Linked DNA regions of Homo sapiens: region 2 is linked to region 1. Evidence: chromatin loops called from intact Hi-C (ENCODE). Cell type or tissue: Caco-2. All regions are shown on one strand. Region 1 overlaps CAMK1D (calcium/calmodulin dependent protein kinase ID). Region 2 overlaps CAMK1D (calcium/calmodulin dependent protein kinase ID).

What was found. A loop is a pair of places that touch in the nucleus more often than their neighbours do. Peaks named below come from ENCODE experiments on the same cell type or tissue, not always from the same donor. Only the 100,000 strongest peaks of a DNase experiment are listed, where the experiment ranks them.
Region 2: it touches region 1 in a loop (2.7-fold over the local background); 1 of 110 quality-filtered maps calls a loop at or near these places.

Annotation. Positions count from the first base shown.
Region 1 is chr10:12,499,593-12,503,592 of GRCh38, forward strand. All of the region lies in intron 1 of CAMK1D (calcium/calmodulin dependent protein kinase ID), which reads left to right. Among named protein-coding and RNA genes, the nearest start is that of MIR4480, 77 kb to the right of the region's middle. In Caco-2, a CTCF peak has its summit at 2,390; DNase peaks (open chromatin) are centred at 1,029, 1,929, 2,449 and 3,949; H3K4me3 peaks cover 219 bases.
Region 2 is chr10:12,636,739-12,640,738 of GRCh38, forward strand. All of the region lies in intron 2 of CAMK1D (calcium/calmodulin dependent protein kinase ID), which reads left to right. Among named protein-coding and RNA genes, the nearest start is that of MIR4481, 14 kb to the right of the region's middle. RefSeq lists an enhancer at 1,992-2,492. In Caco-2, no CTCF peak of the experiment used is centred here; a DNase peak (open chromatin) is centred at 1,513.

The DNA of each region.
Region 1 (4,000 bases):
GATTTGGCTGGAAGCACACAAAGGAAGGCTATTTTTCTGCTCTTCTTCAACACAAGTGCTTGAGAGAGAGGGATTTTCACTTTAGAGCAGACCAGGCAGTGAAGAACAAGGTCATTGGTTGGTTGTCTGCCCTTAGCTGCTTTGAGGAAAGTCTTTCACAAGAGATTGGTGGGAGTTAGCAGCCCCGTTACATAACAGGGTGTCTCTGCCAAGCAGAGTTCTGGAACCTCACCATAGCTCTGGGGGAGACTGACACTGGCCATGGTCTATTCAAGGAGAGGGAATGACAGGAAGAGGAGCCGTCCACGGATCATTTAGGACCATGACAGCACCAGGATGCTCCAAGAAGGCATAGTCTTTGGGTCTGTGGAGTATAGAAGAAAGCTGTCTGGACCACATTTGGTGGCTCATGCCTGTAATCCCAGCACTTTGGGAGGCCGAGGTGGGCAGATCACTTGAGGTCAGGAGTTCGAGACCAGCCTGGTCAACATGCTGAAACCCTGTCTCTACTAAAAATACAAAAATTAGCTGGGCGTAGTGGAGGGTGCCTGTAATCCCAGCTACTTGGGAGGCTGAGGCAAGAGAATCGCTTGAACCTGGAAGGTGGAGGTTGCAGTGAGCTGAGATTGTGCCACTGTACTCCAGCCTGGGCAATAAGAGCAAGACTCTGTTTCAAAAACACAAAACAAAAACAAAAACAAAACCCACAAAAAACGCTGTCTGACTTCTTTCTTTGTCTCCTGGGTCAGAATTAGTCACTTTGGGGACCTGTCCAGGGCTTGGCTTACCTCTTCTTAGACCTCACTGAGCCCAGAGGTCAGTGAGACATAGCATTGCCCAGGGTTAATCTGCTCTGGTGGTGTCAGGGAGCCAGCACCAGGAACCTTTCCCTGCGGGCATGGAGGGGCCTTTGCTGCCATTGCCAGGGCTGGGTGTCATGCCATTCCAGAGATTGAGAATTCTACTGGAAAAGTAAGAAGTTGAGGTATACAGTAGAAAAGATCAGATTATGAAGCCTGACCCCACCCTTTGCCTTGTGACCTTGGACGAGTTGCTGAACCTTTCTGGGCTTCAGTTTAGATAAGATTATCCAGCTAAAGAGGCTTGGGCATTCTGCCAATTTGTCCTTGAATCAACCTCCTTTTTATTAGACATGAAGTGTGGATTCTTTGCAAGGGACTTAGCAGTGAAGTACACAGGTATGTTGTACACCTCTTACTTGTTGATTAAAAATGACATGATCAAATTCTCTTGTTAGCATGAAGAAGAGGAAACTGTGCTGTTATTAACTGCCTATTGTGTGAACACTTTCGCATAGATTGCTTCAGTGCAGCCTCACAATCACCTCCTGTGGTTGGTGTTATATTTCCTCTTACAGATGAGGAAAGTGAAGCTTCCAGAGGCAACGTGCCAAAGACCTCTGGGCTAATCATGGGTATATCTGGCACCCAGATCCCTGTCCACCGGACTCCAAAATCCATCCCCTTTCCCGTACTCCACCTCGCCCTCAACTCACTCCATTCTGCTCACAAAGCAATGATGGAAAACACAGGGAAAATGGAACTTGGTAGTCCCAGCCTAAGTGGGTTGTAGCAATTTCCTGTTTATTTTAGTTTTCTTTTTCTTTTTCCTATAAATAGTGCCCTGGGGGCAGAATTTACTTAGTCTTCACATTTTTATTGAGCCCTTGTATATTCAGAGCACTGTGCACTGGCTGAAACTCACTAAGAGCTGCAGAGATTGAGAAGTTCTGATGCTAGTTTATCATCTGGTGAGGGGCGAGGGGGACTTTAGGTGTGTGGAAGCCTCTGCTTACCTGGGGCGTGAGTGCGTGTGCTCAGCGCTGTTCTGCCGGATTGCCATGTCATGGGCCTCACCATGTGCTCATTCCTGTGTTCATTCCTTTCAGGTATTTACATAGTGTCTGTTGTATGCACGGCTCTGTGCTAGGGGCTCGGAGGAAATAAAAAGAAATGAAGAATGTGGACTCTGTTCACCAGGAATTCCTGGCTTATCTGCGGAGATACGCATATTCCAGCAGTTCTCGACTGAGAGTGATTTTTTTTCCCGCCAGGGGACATTTGGTGACATCTGGAAACATTTGGGGGTTGTGTGTGCCGCTTCTAGTGTCTGTGGGCGGAGATCGAGGATGCTGTTAAACATCCCTTAATGCACAGCACAGCCTCCCCACCCTAAAGTATTATACAGCCTGAGTGTCAGGGGTGCTTGGGTTAAGAACCCTGGTATGTCTCAAGGGTGTGGTCCCCAAAAGCCATTTGATGCTTTTGGAGTGGTGTGTGCAGTTGGTGAGCAGTGCTGCTGTGACCTCCATGGAGGGGAGCTGGCGGCAGAGTGGAGTGCTCAGAGCTGCAGGCCCTAGGGAGAGTAGGGGAAGCCTGGACTGTGCTGAGCTGGGATAGAACTGAGGCAGCTGCAGGGAGGGCAGGCAGCCACCAGGGCAGGCAGCCACCAGGGCAGGCACAGGCTCAGGGTCAGGAACGAGTGTGGAGCTGGTGGCACGGTGAGGAGGACCTGTCATAGGGCGGAGGCTCTGTGCCGGGAGCAGCAGGCAGTCTGGACCGAAGGAATGAGAGACATCGCAGACCGTGGGCTGAGTGATGCTGTGATGGATGCAGAGCTTTAGGAAGGTATTCAATGGTGCTGGGCAAGATGGGGCAGAGAAAGGCCAGTCCAACGGAAGGAGAACCCAGCCAGGGAATGGAAAATCAGGCGGTGATGTACCGTGCAAGCTGGAGGGAGCATTGCCAATCCTGGCCTGTTTCTCAGGTTACCAGTGAGAAAATCAGGTGTAGGGCGATGAGGCGTCTTGGCTTGTGGGCAGCGCTGGGTTCAAGGCAGGTCCTCGGCCGCAGGACCTGGCCTCTACTGACCAGCATCCCATGGGAAACCTCAGCCTGTCCTCTCAGCAGCCCCGCAAGGCAGACACCATCATTTACCTCCACCATACAGAGGAGGGGACACACACTGTCACACACACTTCACCTGCCCCAGGCCTTGTTCTGGAAGTAGCAGTGCCAGGCTTTAGCCCGGGCCCTCGGACACCAGGATGCTTGCTCTTTAGCCATGGCCACTCTCGTTCCAGGTATAAGGCTGGTCAGCCTGCCCAGGGCTGGCAGTGGGGGCGTGGAGAGAGGGTGAAGGCAGAGCGCTGGGAAGGAGGTGTGTGTAGGACCCGGTGCCTGGCTGGGACTTGAGTCCCATGGTGTGCCTGCGACCCTGGAAGGTGTGTTACTTGCCATGCTCATTTTCTCCTTGGAGCCCATCTTCACTGCAGGGTGCAGTTCACTGCCTTTGCCAGTCCAGTGTTGCCTTCGCAATGGTGGCGTCTCCACGTTCTCCCCATTGGCACAGGCTTCATCAGTTGTGCACTGTTGCCCCTTCAGGCTGTTCGCATGCACGCGTGTATATATGCATGTGTGTGTGTGTGCATGTGTGTATACTTGTGTATACGTGTATGTATATGTGCATACATGTGCTTATGTATGCAAGCATGTACCTACGTGTGTACACATATACATGTGCACACATAGGTGAATATATGCATGTGCATGTGTGTATATGTGTATATATGTACGTGTGGGTGCATATATGTATGTGGGTAGACGTATAAGTCTGTGTGTGTTGTGTGTGTGCACTTGTGCCGCTGGGATTTTGGGAGGAGCATTTGCTCCTCGCCCCGCCTGATGTGGCCAGGTGGCTGCGTGTAGTGTATTTAAATGCGTTCAACGACATGAGTGAACGTAAAACAACTCCTGGGTACCAGGTTTACAGTTGAGAAGCAGGTCCCCTCTTGGCGTGTGTCACAGCTGTCTGGCAGCCTGGGCTACTTTTAACAAGGGAGGAGAGAGCAGGTGAGGCGAAGAGGCCAGAAGAAGGGAGAGCAGAGAGGGGGGCCTGTGAGAGAGAAGGGAGTGGGCAAGAGCGGGCTCCCAGGGAGAGGGGCGGGACGTTTGTGAGTGGAGATCTTATCACAGAAAAT
Region 2 (4,000 bases), 140 kb after region 1:
AAGCTGAGGCTTTTTCTGTTGTTCCACAGTGATTTTCAGTTAGAAGTTTTGATTCTGGCATCTTGCCTTCTGTCAGTAACTGTTTTCAGCACAGAACAGAATACTGTTCACATTTTCTCTGAATATTGGACATGCTTCCTGTGTACTTCAGTGTTCTTGCTCAGGAAATCTGAGGAGCCACCGAGCACCAAAAGAACAGGCATCTGTAAAAGCAACTCAGAATTAAGACCATACTTTTTATTTTTATTTTTTTGATACAGTCTCTCTCTCTCATCCAGGCTGGAGTACAGTGCCTTCATCTCAGCTCACTGCAACCTCCACCTCCCGGGCTCAAGCCATTCTCCTGCCACAGCCTCCCAAGTAGTTGGGATTATAGATGTGCACCACCATGCCCGGCTAATTGTTGTATTTTTAGTAGAGACGGGGTTTCACCATGTTGGCCAGGCTGATCTTGAACTCCTTGCCTCATGTGATCCACCCGCCTCAGCCTCCCAAAGTGCCGGGATTACAGGTGTGAGCCACTGCGCCACGTCCATACTTTATTTCTGAAGATAATTTGGAAACCTATATTTCTAAAATACGACTACTGTAGATACTTCTAGAACATTCTCCCTCTCTCGAAAGTCATGCGTTTGTTCTCAACTCTCACAGAAGGAAGTAGGTCCCTTCAGTGTTGCGATTACCTTCCTGCCTGTTGAAGACAGCCTCTGCGTCTTTCTTTAATGCAAACGCATGGACGTATGACATCCATTCACTTCTTTATCTCATCTGTGGCCAGCAGGGTGTATAGAGGCAGGTTGCAGAAATGCCAAATATTTCCCAAGGTCCCAGGCAGAATTCCTGGTGGTAGTGCTACTGGATTTGCTAATGTAAAGATGTCCTGATTTTGGGAGGGCGGGGGTGGGAAGTAAGCATACAATTGTGCAAATATTAGTAATCTCTTTTATTCTTAGAAGATACAGTCTGTTGAAGAACATGGTGAGGAATTGGCAGGAGAGCATCCGTGACTCCTTTAGCCTTTGTGAGGCTGTGGTGCTATATTGAGGCGGCTCACTCAGATGGGAACACCAACCATATGGTGGAGAAGGGAAGGAGACGTGTTCTTTCTCTAGTTTGGCATGCAAATGAGAAAGAAAGCGCTGCAGAGGCACAAGCTGGCTTCTCATCTCAGCAAGCAGAGGCAGGCCACCGATGTCCAGCCTTGTAGCCTCATCCTATCCACAGCCCGGCCCGGTAGCCTCATCCTATCCCCACCCTGACCTGTGCCTCTAGTGACCACAGGCAGCTGAATGGTGGAGGACGGGGGGATTCCGATATCCTTGTATTAGGAGGGGCCTCAGAGAAGGGGAGGCCATCTTCTGGGTTTGCTAGAAGCCCTCTCTCCACCCCAGTAACAACTCACTCTTTGACTGGAAGTACAATGAAAAGGGCTAGGGGGTGGGAGGGGCCAGGCTTCTAGCAGATGTTTCTGTTTGCCTCGTGTGCAGAACCACAGCTTCCACTGCCTGGCCCTCCCAGGTCTCTTTAGCAGCTGGGCGTGGTCTGGATAAAGTCCATACTCTAAGCCTGCTTGCTATTCACGCTAGCTGTTCTTTACTGTATCCCTCCACATCTACCCAGCCTCCGCCTCCTCTCCCCATCCTTTTATAATCATACCTCACTAAACCACCTGCTGTTCCCATTGCACTAAGCTCTCTACCACCTCGGGCCTTTTACAGAGGCTTTTCCCTCTGCATGGAGAACTCCGTTCCCGTCACCCCTCACTCTCTTTCCTTGGATAAATCCTGCTTGTTCTTCCTCTCCATCCGGAAGCCTTCCCTTGGCCCCCGACCCTGGCCAGCCTCCCCCTTTGTGAGCTCCTGCAGCACTGCACCCTCAGTTGGATGCCGCCTCAGAGTAGCCTGCTGGCTGGAGTCTCCTTAGACATCCTGAGGGTTTTAGTCATAGCCATAGCCCCAGAGTGCAATCGTGTCTGCTGCAGGGCTGGCCGATTGCATCCCACGTAGGCTGTGCAGCCCCACCTGTCTGCCCCTCATTTTGTATCACCAAATCTATAAATGTGGAAGAACAGTGGGAGTGAGCGAGGGGGTGAGGTTCCCCATCTTCCTCTGGGAGGGTGGAAAGGCGTTCACCTCCGTAGTCCCCGTTGGTGTCCCTCTCATCCCCCCACTTCTCTCCGCATCCTTGTCACAGTCAGCGGTGGCTCTGCCTGGCTTGCTGTCTTCCTTTCTCCTCTTGGAATGTCGTCTTCGTGAGGGCGGGAACCTCATTCCTCTGGTTCCTGCTTTGGCTTCAATACATAGCTCATTCCTGGGCCGTGGAAAGTGATCAGTATCCATTTGAATGTGTATGTGAATTCATTCAGTGGGCAGTGATGTACAGGACCTCCCGCCTCAGAAAGAGAAAGTCCCCTTTCTATTTTCCTGCTTTAGCAATATAGAGAAGCTTTTAAAAAGACCTAATCAGGCCGGGTGCAGTGGCTCACGCCTGTAATCCCAGCTCTTTGGGAGGCCAAAGCGGGTGGATCACCGAGGTCAGGCGTTCAAGACCAGCCTGATCAACATGGTGAAACCCTGTGTCTACTAAAAATATAAAACTTAGCCGGGCATGGTGGTGGGCGCCTGTAATCCCAGCTACTCGGGAGGCTGAGGCAGGAGAATCACTTGAACCCGCGAGGCGGAGGTTGCAGGGAGCCAAGATCACGCCATCGCACTCCAGCTTGGGCGACAGAGCAAGACTCTGTCTCAAAACAAGCAAACAAACAAACCTAATCAGAACCAGAAAGGGCTTTAAGCTCATCCTTGCTTAAATTTTTTTTTTAAATTTAATTTTTCCCCCCAAACCCAAGGAAGCCTCAGGAGCATTTTCGTCTGCATTTTCTCTAGCACACAATCACGTGTAACCTTGTTTTCAAGGAGAGCCTAATGTTTATCTACTTTATAATTAACATTTTGTTTTTCGGTGTCTTTTATTTGTTTAGTGATATTGATTTGCATACTGTTGCTTTAATTGCTTGATAATGTAAGCCCTTAGATGCTTCTCATGATAATGCTTCTGGAAACAGATTGTTATTTAACAATCAAATGACTAAGTGGATATATATATATATTTTTTGTTTGTTTGTTTGGGAATTCTTTTTGTGTCTCTGGAGTTCAAGGGGAAGCTTCTATGCGCCTGGAATTCTACATGGAAACTCTTGTAGCTCTGCTCGCACAATTGCTGATTTCTGATAGCACCAGCATCTCACATTCTGTGACTTTAATGAGAAGGAAAAAACTTGTAATGTCATGTTCTACGAAGCTCCCCTTTTGGAAGACAGAAACTGACAGATGTCCTTATTTTTATTCTGCAGAATAGCTCCTTCCTCTCGAAGAATCAGCGCTCCTAGCCCCAGCAATTTCTCCTCTTAGAAAACTCTTCATTTGCTTTGCTTGAGAGACTCCAGCTTGGGAGTCTGTTTCTCCAAATTTCTGATTTTGTTTGCTGGCAGCTTGCCCCCACCCCTTCTGGTTCAGCAGAGCTTTGCCCAAGTTGCAGGTTCTGTCAGAAGGAGTGGGGAGAAGGAGAAGGAGTTTAGAATCTCAAAATCCTGGCTCTGTGGTATTCAGCAAGTTAATGAACCATGTCTGTGCCTAGGTCGTCTCACTGCAAGAATAGGAATTGTAATATCTTCGTCACAGGTAGGCCCTTGATAAGCTAGCACGGTGCTTTCAACACATTAAGTACTGTGTGTATGTTGTATGGATGGAAATGAGCCTCATTTGGGGATCTTATTTGCAAGCCTATTGAACAAATAACAGCTATGAAATTTCAGAAGCAAATGGTACTTTATTTTCTCTGTGGAAACCTTGAAGGAAACGGGTAAACAGATACTTTTTTTTTCTTATGTGAGCTATAAGTAGACTATTTGCATCTCCCTGTAACTGGTAAAAAGAACACTTTACACTTTACACAGTCTCAGAGAATATTCCTGACCGAAGCTGTCATCCGTGCCGTGCTG